Linked DNA regions of Homo sapiens: region 1 is linked to region 2. Evidence: chromatin loops called from intact Hi-C (ENCODE). Cell type or tissue: B cell. All regions are shown on one strand. Links, peaks and the distances in the headings refer to the core of each region. The heading gives the core; the rest is flanking DNA.

Region 1 (9,413 bases), core at 3,702-6,201, 150 kb after region 2:
AGAACCAGTGGTGCACCATGAATGAGGCTGAACCATGGACTGCAGCGGTCTCCTAACTGTCCTCACCTCCCATCTGCCTGGCTGTCATCCATTTACCCAACACGTCCAGGAACATGTGTCAGGGAAGAGATAGAGTCACCAAGGCTGGGATGATTTGGTTTTGAGCCTTAGAGGGCTCAGCCTCAGTTCTGAGCTATCCCAGAGTGCAGCTCCCCAGAGTGCAGTTCCCCAGACCTGTACTGAGCTAGGAGTAAGAAAATCAAATTCAAGTCTGGGCCCTGCCTCTAACTTTCTGTGTGTCCTTGAAAAAGTCACTTTACTTCTCTGAGTCTCATTTTCAAGCCTGAATATTTTGAAATTCTATATCACAGTCCTATCAAAAATTCACAAAGTTCCTCACTGCCTCCTGAATTAAAGAGTTAGTCCCTCAGCCCAACATAACGGACCCTCTACAAACTAGCTGCAACCACCCTAAGTCAATACTGAGTATCCAATACCACCCTATTAGGCCAGATTTCCCCCCATCTCTACCCCTGGTACCTTTGCCTAGAACATCCGTCCATCTTTACTCAACATTTAATGAGCACCTATTGTAATACTGTGTGCCAACTCTATAACAAGCACAGGGGATACACAGGGCCCACTGGTGTCACACAAGCACCTTTGTGCAAATTAGAAAACAGTCTGGATACAGGCCTGTACCAGGTGCACAGTTGACTAATGGCCTTCATCCACTGCTTATTTCCTTAGCCAGGCATCCTCTCACAGTGCATAACCTATACAACTGTACACTGCAGCCCTGGGGATACAAAGTTAAGACACAGACATTGTCTTAGGGAGTCTGTAAATAGAAACATAAGCTAACACAGTACAAAGTGATAAGGACTATGAGGTTGGTAGCAAAGGAGAAGGGTACCTAACCCAGGCTGAGGACTCAGAAAGGGTTTTTCAAAAGAGGTCACTTCTGGCCAGGCATGGTGGCTCACACCTGTAATCCCAGCACTTTGGGAAGCCAAGGCAGGTGGATCACGAGGTCAGGAGTTCAAGACCAGCCTGACCAACATGGTGAAACCCTGTCTCTACTAAAAATTCAAAAATTAGCTGGGTGTGGTGGTGCGCACCTGTAATCCCAGCTACTTGGGAGGATGAGGCAGGAGAATCGCTTGAACCCTGGAGGCGGAGGTTGCAGTGAGCCAACATTGCGCCACTGCACTCCAGCCTGGGCGACAGAGCAAGACTCTGTCTCAAAAAAAAAAAAAAAAAAAAAAAAGGTCACTTCCGCTAAATTAGAAGGACAAGTAGTAGGAAGGAGGTAGACAAAGAGAATGGAATTAGAATGGTAAATTTTTAATGTTATGTCTATTTTACCACCAAAAAAAAAAAAAATTCTATCTAAGAGAGTTGGAAGGGTGTCCTAGGCAAAGGGAACAGAATGTGCAAAAGTATTTGCATGTGGGGAGAGGCAGGATGTGAAACTGGGTAGGGGAGTGAGGCCCAGATTATGAAGTTCTGCTGTATGTGTTAAGTTCAGGAATTTGGACTTCACCCTGGAAATTTCAAAGCGGTGTTAAAGGAGCAGTTTTCTCATGTAGTCTGGTCACCTTGACAGCCACGTAGAATGATGGCTCGGGGGGTCACACAGGAAGCAGCAAGAACGGTGAGGATGTTGTGTCACCCAGGCGAGGCGTGGTGACAGCCTGGATCCAGGCAGTGGTGTGTACGGAGGGGCTGGGTGAGATAAATATTAAGGAGGGAAAACTCCGCAGGACTTTGGGGCTGGTCATATGTAGGGCTGGAGTACAAGGGAAGGCATTACGACAGCAGAGTTGTGGTCCTGCCGCTTCCTCAAGGGAAGGACAGTAAGGGCCAGAGTTGAGGGAGGGAAAGGAAGGATGAGTTCAGCTGGGAAGTCAGTGGATTTTGAAGTATCTAAGAAATATCTACACGTCTCAAAAAAAAAAAGAAAGAGAAAAGAAATGTGAGTGGGCATTGAATGTTTGGAACCAGGGGTCAAGAGATAGGTATGGGCCAGGACTAGAGAGTCATCAGTGTAGACGTGGGCATGGAAGCTGTGGGTACAGATGGGCCTGCCAGGGAGGTATATGGTGTGAGAAGAAGAAGAACAGAGGCCAAGGGTGGTGCCATGGAGGATTGGGACAGGGAAAGAGGAGTCTGAGGGCACTGGGTCTGCTAAGCCCGGTGTCTCCACAGCATTCAGTCCCCTTCTCTCCTGGCCATAATCCTTACCATTCTTATTGCCCGTTTCACTGGCTACCTTCTCTCAATGCCCTTTCCTCATTCACTTCCTCCTTGCCAACAACCTGATATGCTATCGCCTTTCTTTTAATCCCCGGAGCACTTAATTTTTACCTCACATGTGACACTTTCTCTGGTCGGCCATAGACTCCACTTCCTGTCTTCCTCCTGCCCAGTAGTTACTGCAGGGCCTCCTGTATGGAAACCTCTCACCAACTCAACAAGCGTGGTACTCGTGTCAGTAAATATTTGTCGAATTGAATGAAATGGATGTGACCATTGAAAGGGATTCTGAGATTTCCATTCCTGGAGATGGCTGACCTTTTGTCTAGAATTGTTTAGACTAGCACTATCCAATAGAAATGTAATGTGTGACACACATGTTAATTTTACATTTTCAACAGCCACATTGGAAAAAAGTACAAAAGAAACAGGTGAAATTAATTTTTTTTTTGAGTCGGAGTCCTGCTGTGTCACCCAGATTGGAGTACAGTGGCGTGATCTCAGCTCACTGCAACCTCTATCACACAGGTTCAAGCTATTCTCCTGGCTCATCCTCCTGAGTAGCTGGGATTACAGGTGCCCACCACCATACCCAGCTAATTTTTGTGTTTTCAGTAGAGACGGGGTTTCACCATCTTAGCCAGCCTGGTCTTGAACTCCTCATGATCCGTCTGCCTTGGCCTCCCAAAATGCTGGGATTACAGGCGTGAGCCACCATGCCCAGTCATGAAATTAATTTTTAATAGTAGTCATTGGCCAGGCATGGTGGCTCATGCCTGTAATCCCAACACTTTGGGAAGCCGAAGCGGATGGATCATTTGAGGTCAAGAGTTCGAGACCAGCCTAGCCAACATGGTGGAACCCCGTATCTACTAAAAATACAAAAAAAAATAACCAGGCATGGTGGCGCATGCCTGTAATCTCAGCTACTCGGGAGGCTGAGGCAGGAGACTTGCTTGAACCTGGGAGGCAGAGGTTGCGGCGAGCCAAGATCCTGGCACTGCACTCCAGCCTGGGCAACAAAGCAAGTGAGACTCCACCTCAAAAAAAAAAAAAAAAAAAAAGTTATGTGCCACATAACAGCGTTTTAGTCAACAGCAGTCCCATAAGATGATTATACCCTATTTTTACTATAGCTTTTCTATATTTAGATATGTTTAGACACACAAATACTTACACTTATATTACAATTGCCTACAGTATTCAGTACAGTCACATGCTGTACAGGTTTGTAATCTAGGAACAAGTGGCTATACCATACAGCTTAGGTTCAAGCACCTTTTATACTTGACAGGACAGAATCCTGCCCAGACCGGCAAGAAGAGGGTAATCCATTGGAAAAGTGGAACTGGTCACTTTTTTTTTTTTTTTGAGATGGGGTATAGCTCTGTCGCCCAGGCCAGTGTGCAGGGGTTTGTGTTAGTTCACTCTACAATGTTAGCATGACGAAATGACCTCTCATTGCATTTCTTAGAACATAGCCCCATCATGAAGTGACACATGACTATTTTCTTTAACCTAATATATTCAAAATACTATCATTTCAACATATAACCAATGAGATAGATTACATTATTTTCTTTTCATAAGTCTTCAAAATCCTGCATGTGTTTTATTACACTTACAGCACATCTCAATTTGGACACTAAATTTTCATTAGAAATATTTGACCCATTTTTAGGTTTCATAAAAACTAAAGGTTATAAAATAGATTGACACCCAAGTTGTTCTAAACAGACTTAAACATTTTCTAATAACTGAATCAAGTATCCGTTCTTAAATTTCAACAAACTCAGCTTAAATGAAATTTAAAATCCCGTTCAGCCACAGCCACAGTAGCCACTTTTTTTCTTATCTTTTTTTTTTTTTTTTTTTTTTTTTTTTTGAGACAGGGTCTCACTCTGTCACCCAGGCTGCGGCTGGAGTACAGTGGTGCAATCTCAGCTTACTGCAGCCTCAACCTCCTGGGCTCAAGTGATCCTCCCACCTCAACCTCCCAGGTAGCTGGGACGACAGGCACACACTACTGTGCCTGGCTAATTTTTGTGTTTTTGTAGAGTTAGAGTTTCACCATCTCGAATTCCTGAGCTCAAGGGATCCACCCAACTCAGCCTCCCGAAGTGCTGGGATTACAGGTGTGAGCCACAGTGCCTGGCCCCCACAGTAGCCACATTTTAAATGCTTAGTAGCCTGAAGTGGTTAGTGGCTGCTGGATCTAGACACATAGGCCACTGACCCTGGGTGGGACCCTCTGGTTTTTTCAATTCAATGGTGTGTCAATTGGGCTCCTCTAATCTCTTTAAATGTTACGCTCCCATCAGGAGTTGCTAAATTCCAACTCCTTTCTCCCCTTGGCCTGGTGCTGCTGGGTCTGTGGTGGAAACAGACCTGGAAGACCTGCATCAGGCGGTGCAGAGAACTCCCTGCCCAAGTTCGTTCCATTGCTCCAAGTGAACTCTGTATCGCCCCCTACTGGCCAAGAAAGCATAAGCAGTGCCAACCCATACTGGACCGTGGCCCTTAGATTAGATTTAACAGCAGGTTAGGGCCACCCTTTCCAAATAGCTCAAATTCACATGTACAGCAATAAAAACACTACTCTAGAGTTCAGGCTGACCTCCTGGCATTCCAGCACAAGGTTAAATGGTCTGTGGTTTTGTTATTTTCTCCTTTATGTGACTGAGTAGCTTAAAAAAATAACTGCATTACAAGAAAGGGGGAGGCCGGCGTGGTGGCTCACGCCTGTAATTCCAACACGGGAGGCCGAGGCGGGTGGACCACCTGAAGTCAGGAGTTCAAGACGATCCTGGCCAACATGGCAAAACCCTGTCCCTACTAAAAGTACAAAAATTAGCCGAGTGTAGTGGCGGGCACCTGTAATCCCAGCTACTTGGGAGGCTGAGGCAAGACAATCGCTTGAATCTGGGAGGCAGAGGTTGCAGTGAGCCAAGATCACACCACTGCACTCCAGTGTGGGTGACAGAGCGAGACTATCTCAAAAAAAAAAAAAAGGAAGAAGAAGAAAGGGGAAAACAGAGCATTGCCATGTTACCAGGTTTGTTCCCTGCAGAACTGCCTGACAGCACCCACAGGCTGCCCAGCATCCCCAGCCCTGTACTCAGCCTCTCAGAGGCCCCTTCCACTGGTTCACTGTCCTGACAGTGGGGACCACCCCTGTGGGAGCCAGAGGTCAGGGGGTACCTGGCCACCATCTCACAGTGTTGACATCTATGTAGTTGATGACAGTGGAGGGAGGTGGGCAAGAAGACTCGGTCCCCACATAAGAATCAAGAAGGAGTTATGGCTGTTTGGCCCTTTTGAGCTCCGATGAGCATTTCAGCCTTTACTTATGAGTCCCTGCTCAGCCATGGGACCAGACCCTGGCACAGTGACCGAGTCAGCCAGTCTGACTCTCTCAGCTGCTATCACTTCGGTAACCCTGGTCTGGCCTGGCGAATTGATGGGGAACTCAGACCCACAGTTGTAGGCTGAGGTGGGCAGGAGGCAGAGAGGAGGTAGGAGGAGGATTTCCTCCCCTGGATGGCTTGTTGCCTTCTCTTTGGGCCTTATCAACCCACACGTGTGTGTTGAATGCTAAATATGCTCAGCTATTAAAAATGCAGAAGATGAGCCCGCTGCTCCAGGAGGAAAATGAGCCAAAGCAAAAGAAAAATCAGCAGGCTCCCTGGCCTCCCTGTGCATGCCCTGCAGCAGGTGGGGGAGGGCTCCCTCTCCCCAGGTAGGCGGGGCTCCTCTCCAAATGCTTGGAATTACCAGGCGGGTCTTCCCGGAGCAACTGGGGCTGAGGGAGTGTAAGCACTCTGGAAGTCTTCCCAACGCTTTATGGAGAGGGAAGCGATCACTGAGAGGCCCTGGCCAGATGCCTGTGGGAGAAACTGGGCGGCTTATCTCTTCCTGCCTGGTGCTGGCGTGAACTGGGGGCAAGACCAAGGCTCAGGATTGATGGCTCCCTGAAGACACAGAGAGTCGTCTCAGGCTGTGAAATACGAGCAACCCAAGGAGCCGCAGACACTGCAAGGACCCTACCCCTGTGACTGCCCTGCATTCCTCAGCAGGATTCTTGCAGTTGCCTCTCCCTGGCCTCCTTGCCCCTCACTCTGCCCATCCTCCTGTCCACCCCACACACCCCCCCAGAGTGATGTGAGCCCGTTCTGCCCACAACTCTTTGATGGCTCCCACTTGTTTGCCTACAGAGTAGAAGTTTAATGTTTTTGTAATGGACTTCAGAGGGAAGGGGTAAGAGAGGGTGGGAAGGTAGACAGACCAGAATATTGAAGCATGTGGGGGCTGCGGCTGGGGGCAGAGTGTCCCTTCCAGGACAGGGAGGCCGTGGGAATTTAAACATCTAAGGCTGCCTGCTCACTGGGTTTTCAGATGAGCAAAGGTAAGGACAATGGACAGCTCCTTGGGTGTAAATGCAGCCAACCTTGTGAAGTCACAGAAGTGCTCAGAAATAGGGAATCCAGCTTTGGGAGGAAAAGTAAGACCAAGACAGCTGGGGAAGGAAGAAAATGGCCTGAAGTGTCCAGTCACTGTGGCTCACGCCTGTAATCCCAGCACTTTGGGAGACTGAAGCGGGCAGATCGCTTGAGGTGAGGAGTTCAAGACTAATGTGGTGAAACCCTGTCTCTACTAAAAATACAAAAAAAAAAAAAAAAATTAGCCAGGCGTAGTGGTGTGTCCCTGTAATCCCAGCTATTTGGGAGGCTGAGGCACAAGAATCTCCTGAACCTGGGAGACAGAGGTTACAGTGAGCTGAGATTGTGCCACTGCACTCCAACCTGGGCAACAGAGCAAGACTCCGTCTCAAAAAAAAAAAATGGCCTGAAGGAAAGAAGAGGGATGAGCCACAGAGATTAGTAACCATGGTCCTTCATAGCTGCATAGCTCATTATGATTTTTAGATGTTTTGATAGCCCAATCCTATTTGAGCCTAAAGACTATTTTGTGGTGAAGATAAGAAAACAGAGCCCAAAGAGATGAAGCGATGGGCTGAGATTACATACACAGTGGGACAGCAGAGGAGCTGAGACTTGACCCCTGGCCTTCTGGCTTCCAGTGCTACAGTAAAGAGCACCACCCTCGGTGTTGCCTGACGTCAAGCTCTCTCTGCCCTTCATTTTGTGGAATGACCTGGGGCAAGCCTTTCTCAGCCTCAGGCTCCACATCTATGAAATTGGGGATAGAGATTAAACACGGTATTGCACGTGAGTGCATAACTCACTGCTCATGCATGGTAGGTGTGCAGCATGTGCCGCTATGAGCGGACACTTCACCTTTGTCATTGCACAATCTCTTCTCAGAAGAGGAGAGGCAGCACAGCCTGATCCCCACCTAAAGCATTTGTTCTTACCAAGCATTGGTGGGGTGCCAGTTTGGTTTTTATTGTGTTATGTGATTTAACTTCCACTGAGAACATTAATTCATTCATCAAACATTTATCGAGCCCTTCCTAAATGCTAGATAATGTATAGGCTGCTGGGATAATTCCAGAGCGACATGTATACTGGGACAGGGTTCCCATCATCAGGCAGCTCACAGTCTGGTCAGGACACATAGATGTAGAAATAAAACCTTGCCATAGGACATGATGAGTGCAGCAGAAACACCTAGGAAGGAACAGCAGGCACTGGGAGAGAAGAGGATGTTTCCTCCGGATCTGGACAGATGGGGGAGTGTTCACCTGGAGAATGGGGGAGGGCACACCAGCAGGAGAGCCCGGCCCACAGAAAGGCACAGAGCCAGGCCGGAGCACTGGTGTTCAAGGAGAAGTGAGAAGTCCAGCGAGGCTACAGGAGAAGGTGGCTGGGGCAGGAGGGGTGGGGTGGGCCAGGCTGTGAAGGTTACACTTGGACCTCTGGGCCTTGGGCAGCCCACAAAGACTTTCATGGTCAGATTTGCGTTGGTGGCTGAGTGCAAACAGATTAGAACACACAGAGAGGCCAAGCCAGAAAGGTTGCAAGCGATGCTGAGGCCTGGACCTTTTAACAGCTGTTTAAGAGGTGGACTTTGGTCAGACTGACTTGTGAGTGACTGAATTTCAGGGAAGAGCTGGTTTCTAACTGGATGCTGATATTGTTAACATAGAGTTTTTTGGTTGTTGTTGTTTTTGTTTGTTTGAGACAGAGTCTCTCCCTGGCTTCTAGGCTGGAGTGCTGTGACACGATCTCGGCTCACTGTAGCCTCCATCCCCTGGGTTCAAGCAATTCTCCTGCCTCAGCCTCCCAAGTAGCTGGGATTACCGGCATACACCACCACGCCTGGCTAATTTTTGTATTTTTAGTAGAGACGGGGTTTCATGATGTTGGACAGCCTGGTCTCCAACTCCTGACCTCAAGTGATCCACCCACCTCAGCCTCCCAAAGTGCTGGGATGAGCCACCATGCCCGGCCTGATATTGCTAACATAGAGATTAAAAAAGAAAAAGTCTATTTAATTTGGAACAAAGAATATCCTGAGTTTGCTGTAGGTCAGTGTGAAGATAAACTTTTTTTTTTAATATGGCAAAAATGCCATTCAGAATAAACCCTTGAGGGTTTAAAAAGAAAATGTGCTTTGTTTTCTGGATGGAGGTGGTTCAGGTGCAAGGCTGCCTGCCCAGAACCGGATTCTAATACAAAAAAGGAAAAAGCAGAGTGAGTGAGTGATGCCTGGGGGAGGGAAGGTGCTCCTGAGGGCTTTTCCTCTGGCAGGAAACTGGGAGCAGCAGGTGTCAGGGTACCTGGCCAGAAGCTGGAGCACTGATAAGTAGCCTGGGATGCTTTGCCATTTCCTCATCTTTCAGCGTGCTCAGAAAAAGCTTCTTGAAGGCCAAAGGCTTAGGATGGGAGCCCAGGGTCTCTGCTCAAGGTGCCAGCTCCCAGCCTTCCTGGCAGGGGGATGGAGGGTGTTCTGTAAGGAGTTGCCCTGTCTCCCCTTGGGTCAGGGTTTCCTCCAGGACTGTTGGGAAACAGTAACTGTCTGGGCTGTACTGGCTGGAAGGCACTGCAGAGCAGCCTACAGCTCGAACAGCAGGAACCAATGACCTCTGGTGGCTGCCGAGGGGAGTGCTCCCGCTTGTTGCTCCTGAGCGGAGCCTGTTCTGGGCCAGTGCTGGGGACAGGGTGCTTGGGGCTCTGCCTCACCCTGCACCA
Region 2 (9,413 bases), core at 2,699-5,198:
TATGTGGAAAAGATGGAATCCACATGAAGTCATACAAGTAGGTAAATTCATAACAGTTGAAAGGCGGTATCTGTGGAGAAGTCAGAGCAAGGATCTTTGTTTTGGTGGTGGGGTTGTTTGGTTTGGTTTGGTTTGGTTTTGTCTTGTTTTTGAGACAGGGTCTCACTCTGTCACCCAGGCTGGAGTACAGGGGCGCAATCACAGCCAACTGCAGCCTTGACCTCCCAGGCTTAGATATTCCTCCCACCTCAGCCTCCCAAGTAGCTAGGACCACAGGTGTGTGCCACCATGCCCAGATAAATTTTTGTGTTTTTTCTAGAGACAGGGTTTCATCATGTTGTCCAGGCTGGTCTTGAACTTCTGGGCTCAAGTGACCCACCCGTCTCAGCCTCCCAGAGTGCTGGGATTACAGGCGTGAGCCACCATGCCCAGCTAGATCTTTGTTTATCACTGATGAATTCCTGACACCTAGAACAATGCCACAGTGGGTGCTTAGTAAATATCTGTACAGTGAGTGGGCCGTAACTGAGCCAGAGGGACAACTGCAGGGAAATGTTACAGGCTTCTTTCCTGCCCCTGTCCTGCTTTGTTTCGTATTAAGGACTCGAGTAAAGACATTGATGATATGCTCAGTAAAGTTTGTGGAGAACAGAAAGCTAAGCCTGAAAACTAGTTTAGAAACTGATAGAATCAAGACCCAAATATCTTGCTAGTCTGAGTTAGATCTCTCAAGAACTAAAAGTTTAACAGGAATATATGTAAACTACTATTCTTGAGACTTGGAAATCAACTGAACAGGTAGGAAAGATATAACTTAAGAAACCTTGCTTTTAAAGTTCATATGTTTTCGTTGACTCCAAACTTAGTGTTAATACGGTAGCTGCCAGAAGAGTCCCATTTCAGCCATCCATGTTTGGATTCATCAGTTTCAACAAATGCTTATTGCAGGCCTGCTCTGTGCCAGGGAGCTGGTTGTGTACAGAGACAGACATCCCCATCAACCCCGGGATAGGAGATGAGCACTAAGGTTGAGGCAAGGTTAGCATCCAGGGGGGCTTGAGAAGGGAGCAGGGTGCCTCCCTGTGCCTGGGGTGGTCCAAAGCATTCACAAGGCAGGGGAGCTCTTAGGCTGAGACCCAGAAAACAGAAGGGAAAGGGGAAGCTGGCAGAGGAGACAATTTGTCTGAAGACAAGGTATGGGGGCAGTTGAGAGTGGTCTGTTCAGTGGGCTCTCTGGGACTTAGCCTGTGAGGGGAAGAGGAGAGGTGGCTGCAGGTAGGTCAGCAGGGAGGCCTTGGCCCACCAGGAGCCATGGGGCCAGGGAAGAAATGCAGGCCCCAGGACTTGGCACTCTTGGTTTTTCTTCTACCTCCTGGGCTGCTCCAACTCAGAGTCCTTTGCCAGTTTCTGCTTCTCCCAGTCTCAGCTTTGGAGTGCCCCAGGCTCAATCCTTGGCCCTCTTCCCTTCCCATGTATACTTTTATTCCTTGCTGCCCTCATCCAGCCCCATGGCTATAAATGCATTCTATTTGCAGACATGTCCCAGACTCCTGTCAGCAGCCTGGGCTTTTCTCCTGAACTTGGGACTCAGACATCCCACCACCTGCTTGACATCTCCAGCATTTAACATGTGGAAAACTGAATTGTTAGCTTACCCCCTGTAATAGTTTGCTAGGGCTGCCGCAACAAAGTACCACAAACTAGATGGCTTAAAATAACAGAAATTCATTCTCTCTCTGTTCTGGAGACCAAAGTCCAAAGTCAAGGTGCTGGCAGGGCTGCGCTCTCTCTGAAGCTTCCAGGGCAGAATCTGTTGCATGCTTCCGGTGTGGCTAGCCATCCTTGGCTTTCCATGTCTTATAGCTGTGTCACTCCCGGCTCTGCCTCCTTTATCACATGGTGTTCTCCCTGTCCACCTTCACATCATCTCCAGGCCTGTCTGTGTCTCTTCTCCTCGTCGTATAAGGACGCCAGTCATATTGGATTAAGGCCCACCCTAATGACCTCATCTTAACTTGATCACTTCTGCAGAGACGCTGTTTCCAAATAAGACCACATTCACAAGTATTGGGGATAGGACTTCACCATATCTTTTCAGGGACCCCGTAACTTTCTTCATCTGTGGCCTTTCTAGGTTAGCTGATAGCCACTTCATTCTTCCAGTTGCTTTGGACAGAACTCTTGGTGTCATCCTTGACTCCCATCTTTTTCTCCCATCCACATCTAGTCCACTAGGAAACAGGTTAGGTTCAAAACCAACTGCTTCTCCCACCTCCACTTCTGCTGCCCTGATCTGAGCCACCATCACCTAAATTACTATAAAAGCCAAGTATCAGTTCATGTCACTCCTCTGCTCAAAAGCCTGCATAGCTTCCCACACCACTCAGAGTCACTGGCACAGCCTTTCCGCCGCCCCCATGCCATCCCCGGCTTCAGTGCCTCTACGCTGGCTCGCGTTGGCTCCTGCACACAGGCTGGCTTCTTTGCTCTCCCTCATACGTCCTAGGCTCTCCCCTTCTCTGGACCTTTGCACTAGCTCTTCCCTCTGTGCGGAACACCATCCCCTAGATGTGCTCCAGCCTCACAATCTACCTTCTCACCTTCTTCTAGTCTGCTCAGATATCACCTTCTCAGTGGCACCCTTTTTACAATTCCAGCCAGCCTTCCCAGCACCAGTGTTTTGTTTGTTTGTTTTTTTATAACACTTTACCCTTTCTATAGCAGACATTATTGGGAATACTTATTGTTTGTTGTTTGTCTCACCTGCTAGCATGTGATGTCTACAAGGCAAGGGTCTTGCCAGTTTTGGTGACTGGTGTTTCCCAAGGGCCTAGAGCAAGGGAGAGCCAGGACTGGGCCCAGGTCTCCCTGGCTCCAAGGCCATCCTCTTCCTGCTGTGAAAGACCACTCTGAACTATACAAGGGTAGATCTCTCCAACACCACATCTCGTTTATCCTCCCTGCCCCATCTTTTGCCATCTTCCTCAGTGACTTCAGTATCTCTGTGAGCCTACTTGCTAAAATAGAAATTTTAAACTGTACAGAAAGAACATGGTGTTATGTTCAAGAGAATGGAGTCTGGGCTGGGTGTGGTGGCTCACACCTGTAGTCTCAACACTTTGGGAGGCCAAGGCTGGAGGATCATTTGAGTCCTGGAATTCGAGGCCAGCCTGGGCAACATAGTGAGACCTCGTCTCTACAAAAAATTTAAAAAATTAGGTGGATGTGGTGGCATGTGCCTTTCGTCCCAGCTACTTGGGAGGCTGAGTTGGGAGGATCACTTGAGCCCAGGAGGTCAAAGCTACAGTGAGCTATGATAGCATAACTATGCTCTAGCCTGGGCAACAGAGTGAGACCCTGTCTTGGAAAAAAAAAAAAAGGAGTCTGGAGCCACTTACACAGCAGGTAAGCATAGGCACCTCACTTCACCTCCCTTTGCCTCAGTTTCCTCATCTATCAAAAGGAGATAATCATGCCACCTTACCTTGAAGGGTTTCTGTGAGGGCTAAATACGTTAATATATGTAACCACTTACCATGGAAACAGTGAGTACCATGTCAGTATCATTGTAAGGATATATATTTGAACCTTGAGGACACTATGCTAAATGAAATAAGCCAGTCATAAAGGACCAATACTGCCTGATTCCACTGATATGAGGTATCTAAGGCAGTTGACTCGTAGAAGCAGAACATAGAATGGTTGAGTGCCAGGGGCCGGAGGAAGGAGGAAGTGAGGTTGCTGCTCAGTGGGCGTGGAGTTTCAGTAGTGCAAGCTGAGTCAGTTCTAGAGATCTGCTTTACAACAGTGTGCTTATGGTTAACAATACTGTACTATACACTCACAGATGTGTTAAGACAGTAGATCTCATGTTATATGGGGCTTTTTAAACCACAACTTGTTTTTTAAAAAGGATGTAATATATTAGTCACTAACCCTTTGTTTTATTGAATTTTCTCAAGGTTAAGGGACTTACCCAAGTGCTCGCAGCTTATAAAGGAAAGAGGGTGACAAGAATGAAGCCTCTGACTTCCAGGGCTCTTTGTCCTGCTCCAAGTCAGGCATTAGTTCTGTCTGTCAAAATCCAGATTATCAAAGGACCATAGTATAAAAGGGCTCTGCAATATGGGGAGGTGCATCCACGCTTCTTTGGGAGAAACGCCTCACATGTTGGCTTCATAAAACTCTTCTATGCCCCGTAGGTTGGACAATGAGAAATAAATAATCCAGACATTGGTGTTTTTGATAGGTGGTTAGAGCTTCCCCAACAGGGGGAGTAAACAAAAGAACCATCTTAATTTCAAGCTTAGTTAGAACTACGGAAGACTAAAAGTCATTTTTCAAAATGGTGGGTGGTGCCAGGGCTCTATCCCCACCTGGAAGGGGCACTTGATCTGTAAAAGCAGCAAAAATAATTGTGTCTTTTATGTCACTTAGGTAGAAGCTCCTGTCCCAATTAATTCTTATCTCCTCCTCCCTTTATAAATATGCTTGGGCAAAGTGACATCCTAGCAGTTTTTTGTTTTGTTTTCTCTCTTCTTAACAAGGAATTCTCTCTGCTTAGGCATTTTAGGTGCTGATTTTTCTCATGTCCCAGAGATGCTTCTAATTAGTTGATGCTTCCTTCCCATAATAGTTCACCACAGAGAGTGGATTTGGACTGGAGGAGGGAGCAATTTTGTCATCTTATCAAAGTGCCACTGATCAGGTTGGCTTTCCTGAGTGCTCATTCATTTTTCCGCCTCTCTGGAAACAGAAGCAGCAAGCTCCTTGCTGAGTGGAGCTGGAGGTTTTTGGGTTTTGCTGTCTCCCCAGTGCTTCCCAGCACCCTTTGATGAAATGCTGCCTCAGAGTCTTTGCAGTAGGGCTCACTAGAGAAATTATCTTTTTCCTTTCACATCAGTGGAAAAACACTTGGCTGGGGACAAATGGCAAAAGCATGCCACTGTCACCTTGTCCCTAAGTAACCTGGCACCCACCAGGGCTGCCTGCAGGCCCTGTGTGTCCTGGGGAGAAGGTATATAAAGGCCTCTTCCTTTTCCTGCTTTCTAGGAGCAGAGTGACCCTCCAGGCCAAGGACAGTGCTGTATTCTTGGGTGGTTCTGACATTGCAGAAAGAGTCTGTGGACACTAGAGATCCAAGAATTATCCTCCAGTGCTTCAGAGCTGGAAGGAGATGCTAGCTCAGGCCTCTTTAAGGACTTGTATCAGTTAGCTAGCTTTTGCTGTGCAACAAACCACCCCAAAACTTGATGGCTTAAGACAGTAAACATTACTTACTATGATTCTGTGGGTCTTCTGGGTGTTTCTTCTGGTGCGGATAGCGCAGCCCAGGCTGGATGGTCAAAGAGGCCCTCCCTCACCTGTCTGGTGGTTGGGAGGCTGCTCGGTCTGGAGAGGTCTGGGCAGGAACAGCTCACCTGTGCTCCATGTGGGTCCGTCCATGCTACTGCAGCCCAGCCCGGGCTTTCCACATGAGGGTTCCAAGGAGAACAAGAGAGGGCACACAAACCCAGTGCATAAGTATTTTATAAGTGTCTGTCACAGTTGCTAATGGTCTGTTGGCCAAAGTAAGTCATGTGACTGAGCCCAGAATCAATGTGAAAAGGGGGAACCCAAGGGTGTGAAGATTGGAAGGTATAAACAACTGGGGGGCCATTCCTGCAACAGCCTACCCAGGAGTGCCGCGTCAGAAGGTGTGTCCTGTTCTCGCCCTGCATGGGTTTGTGTCAGTGTGGGGCAGCTCTTTCAAGGAAGAAATGAAAGGCTCTTTTGAGGCAGGGAAGTGCAGTGGAGTTTGACACACAGTGTTCAAATTCTGCACAGCATTTACCAGCAGTATGACATCAGGCAGGTGACTTGACTTTTCTAAAGCCTGGGTTCTTCACCTCTAAGCTGGGTCTGGTCAAGTTTCCCTCATGAGGTTCTTCAGGACACTAACTGATGTTTGTGGAGCAGGGTGTGTGGCATGTGGTCAGCACCCAATGTAGCTGGCATTGTGGTGGGGCAGCAGAAAGGCAGCTATGCTGGGAAGTTGGACAGTGCCAAATCCTGGGGCAACAGGTGGTCATCCATGCACAGGAAGCTTGGCTGGACACCTGGATGGCAGCGTGCCCTGGCCCAGGAGGCCAGGTGAAGATGGCAAAAGGGAAAAGAAGGCTCTGCTGGCTTCTTGCAGACTAAAGCCCTGTTCACATATTTGTTGTTTAAAATTGAAACAAGTAAGTCACCCTTTCTTGGTTGTACATCCCCCCACAGCAACTGCCAGTTGACTTCCACACCCTATTTTTTCCCCAGAGCTTTCACTCCTTGTCAGAGGTGTTGAACACTGCAGTGCTTCCCACGTGGCTTCTCTGTGCCTCTGACTCTGTTGCTGGGTCCTCCTGGGCACTTCCTCATGACTCACCTCCTCCCTCTGCGAGCGTTCCTCTCAGCTTCCTTCACTGGCCCCTTCCCTCCTCTCATCTTCTTGTTATTTATTGGTGTTCCCCAAATTCTAGCCTTAACCCTGTTGTCAGACAACACTGTTTCACAGGGAGACTGTGCACAACCCCAGCTTGGCCCCCGCTTGCTCATGATGTCCCCACTCTGTCTCTCTGGCCCCAGCTTGCCTCTTGGACTGCAGATCAGTTTCTCACACTTAGTAGGCTGCAAAACAAAGCTCTCCTCCCCATATGTCCTCAGTCTGCTCGGGCTGCTATAAGAAAGTACCATAGCCTGGGTGGCTTAAACAACTGAGGTTTATTTCTCACAATTTTGGAGGCTGACACCCACGATCAGGGTGCCCGCATGGTGAGTGGACGGGTGCTCACTGGGCAGAGAGGGCCCTGGTGTCTCTTCCTTTCCTTACAAGGGCACTAATCCCATCATGGAGCTCCACTTTTAGGTCCCCATGTAAACCTCATCATTCCCCAAAGGTCCCATCTCCTTATACCACCTCACTGGGTGCTAGGGTCTCAGTACATGAATCCAGGGGGACGCAGTTCAGTCTCTAGCACCATGTAACCTGCATTCCCATCTGTCTTCCCCTCTTCCTGGTAGGCCAAGCCAGAAAGCTCTAAGTCATTTCCCACAGTGGTCAGTTCCAAATAAATGTCTCTTGGGTCCTGCGTCCTCTCTGTCCCTGCAGCCCCAGACCCTGCAGCAGCCCTCTCACCTCCAGCCTTGTTCCAGCAAGCTCAGCATTGCTTCCAAAACAAACACCCGATCACTGCTCTCTGCATTCTCTCTCTCATACTCATGAGCACATGGTAAAACTCTGCCTCGCACCTCTCTGGCCTTATCTCCTGCCCTTCCCCCCAGCATCCTCATTCCCTGCTATATTCACCCACCTGTGGCACCCTCACCAGGCCAGCACATCTCACCACACTGCATTTGCTCTTGCTGTTCCCACGACCCGGGCTGCCCCTCCCCCTGCGACTGCCTGGAAGCTTGTGCTCATCTTTCAGGAACCGACTCTGGGGTCATCCTGGTGAAGCTCTCCCTGCCCTCTGCCGCAGCATGAGCCACGCACACGTCCTATTTATCACTTGCCAAGTGTACTGTGGGCTTGTGAGTCTCGCCCTGTCTCTTTTCATGATCTGTGAGCTCCTTGAGGGCATAAATCATCGCATTCATTTCTCTGTACCCCAGTGTCTGGCATATAATCAATGACAATAAATAAGTGTTGGATAAATGAGTGAGTAGATGAGGGCAGTGGGTGAGACCAACAACCTCCTGTTTCCCACACTGAGTCACCCCAGGTTCCCCACTGGCACAAGTGCCACTAGCTGCCAGCCCCCTGAACTTCCTGCATATCCAACTTACCAAGTCCTGGAGCAGCTGGCGTTCTCCTTCCCACCCCACAGCACTAAGGGCCCTGGCAAGTTCTCGCCTGCCCCCAGGAAGGCCGGTTATAGAGAAAGCCCTTGGCACCTTAGCCAGAGCTCATGGCTCCCTCCTCTAGCACACTTTGCCCTTTCTGCCTGTTTAATCATGTCACTTTATGCCATCCCATTCTCTAACTGTCTGGCTCAGGTTAGCCCTTCACTACATCAGCTCACTCTACTGTCCGGCTCGTTCGTTGTTTTAAGTGTGTATGTTGTCATCCTAGCTGATCCTCATTGTAGACAGGAGCTTCTGTTCTTTATTGGTTCTTGGACATTTGGTAAATGCTACGCCACGGGTGTTTATTCATAACTGACCTCAGAGTTCTTGTTACTTCCCTGCCTGCCTGTCTCCCTTTCTCCCAGCTGCCGTCCTCTTTAAAAAGGTACAACATCCTAAGAGTTAAGATCCAGCAGCCTTGAGTTCAGATTTTGGCTCCAGCATTCCCAAACTGTGAGACTGGGAGCCAATAGCTTAACCTCTTTGAGCTTCTATTTCCTTATCTATAAAATGGAGATAATGTCACCCCTGCAGGTCTGCTGTGAGGATTCAATGAAACAATCAATGAACAGCACTTAGCACAGTACCTAACGTGGAGTAAATACTCAATAAATGCCGGCTGCTGTGATTGATGTTTTTTCAATAATATTATTTTATCAATAAATCTTCTCCTTAAGGGTCTATCATAGTCTAGCCCCAGGCCAGCACCCAACACATAGAATAAGTGTTTGTAGAACTGTCAGGCGAGCATATAAATTTATTTCTAGGGCTACCCTGAAATGCTTCCCCTTCCTTGTTAGTTGGAATGAGAGGCTAATTTTCCCTAAGATGTTTCCACTCATCTCCAACAAGAGCTTCCTTCTTGTGAACACAGCCCATGTTCTGAACCTTACCTTGGGGCAGGGTGGGTTATGCTGGCTCTTCACCCATACATGCACATGTCGGGGACAGCCAGTCTCAGGAGTCCCTTCTTAATCAGGCCTTTTTGGAAGCAAGACAGCTAGACCCTTCCCCTCTATTCATATCAGAGTTTAGGGTTTGCTTTCCTGGTTTGATTTGGTCTCAGCATGGCTATCACCTGTCTTGAAGGGCTTTTCTGGGAAGACACCCTGAGGGACCTGACAGGGCATCCAGGAAGACTCTGCTCAAAGGCCAGAAAGGAAGCTGGGCACCCCATTCTAGCCTCTGGAGCTTGGCCAGGTGGAGGCATCCTGGCTAAGGGATGCCCATTTCTCTCCCTCTGGCCAAGGCTGGTAGAAGTCCTGCCCACTGAGAGTCAGGGAGGGGACAGGGACACAAACCCTATTGAACACAGCTCTCAGTCCCTTACCTGTGGAGGGTTCCTTCCTGGACCACTTAGCCGCCTCAGAGAGGGGACAGTATTATAGTCCCATCTCTGATCACTGGAGAGGCAAATCAAGCACATGATTCTCACCCCTGAGCCTTCCCTGTTCCAGTTCATAACTGGGTGGAAATAGGTAAAATCATAGACTGTTCCTATGGGAAGTTACCATTAGGGAAGTCTAGGCCAGTGCCGGGTTGAACAG

The links. Peaks named below come from ENCODE experiments on the same cell type or tissue, not always from the same donor. Only the 100,000 strongest peaks of a DNase experiment are listed, where the experiment ranks them.
Region 1: it touches region 2 in a loop (14-fold over the local background); 2 of 110 quality-filtered maps call a loop at or near these places.

What each region holds. Positions count from the first base shown.
Region 1 is chr7:105,652,434-105,661,846 of GRCh38, reverse strand. All of the region lies in intron 4 of ATXN7L1 (ataxin 7 like 1), which reads left to right. Among named protein-coding and RNA genes, the nearest start is that of EFCAB10, 76 kb to the right of the region's middle. RefSeq lists enhancers at 5,549-6,272, 8,444-9,167 and a silencer at 5,991-6,285. In B cell, for the core only: CTCF peaks have their summits at 4,527 and 4,732 (motif pointing left); a DNase peak (open chromatin) is centred at 4,726.
Region 2 is chr7:105,803,740-105,813,152 of GRCh38, reverse strand. All of the region lies in intron 2 of ATXN7L1 (ataxin 7 like 1), which reads left to right. Among named protein-coding and RNA genes, the nearest start is that of ATXN7L1, 68 kb to the left of the region's middle. RefSeq lists enhancers at 3,938-4,047, 4,168-4,237, 5,709-5,758, 6,399-6,448, 6,609-6,778. In B cell, for the core only: no CTCF peak of the experiment used is centred there; a DNase peak (open chromatin) is centred at 3,742; H3K27ac peaks cover 953 bases.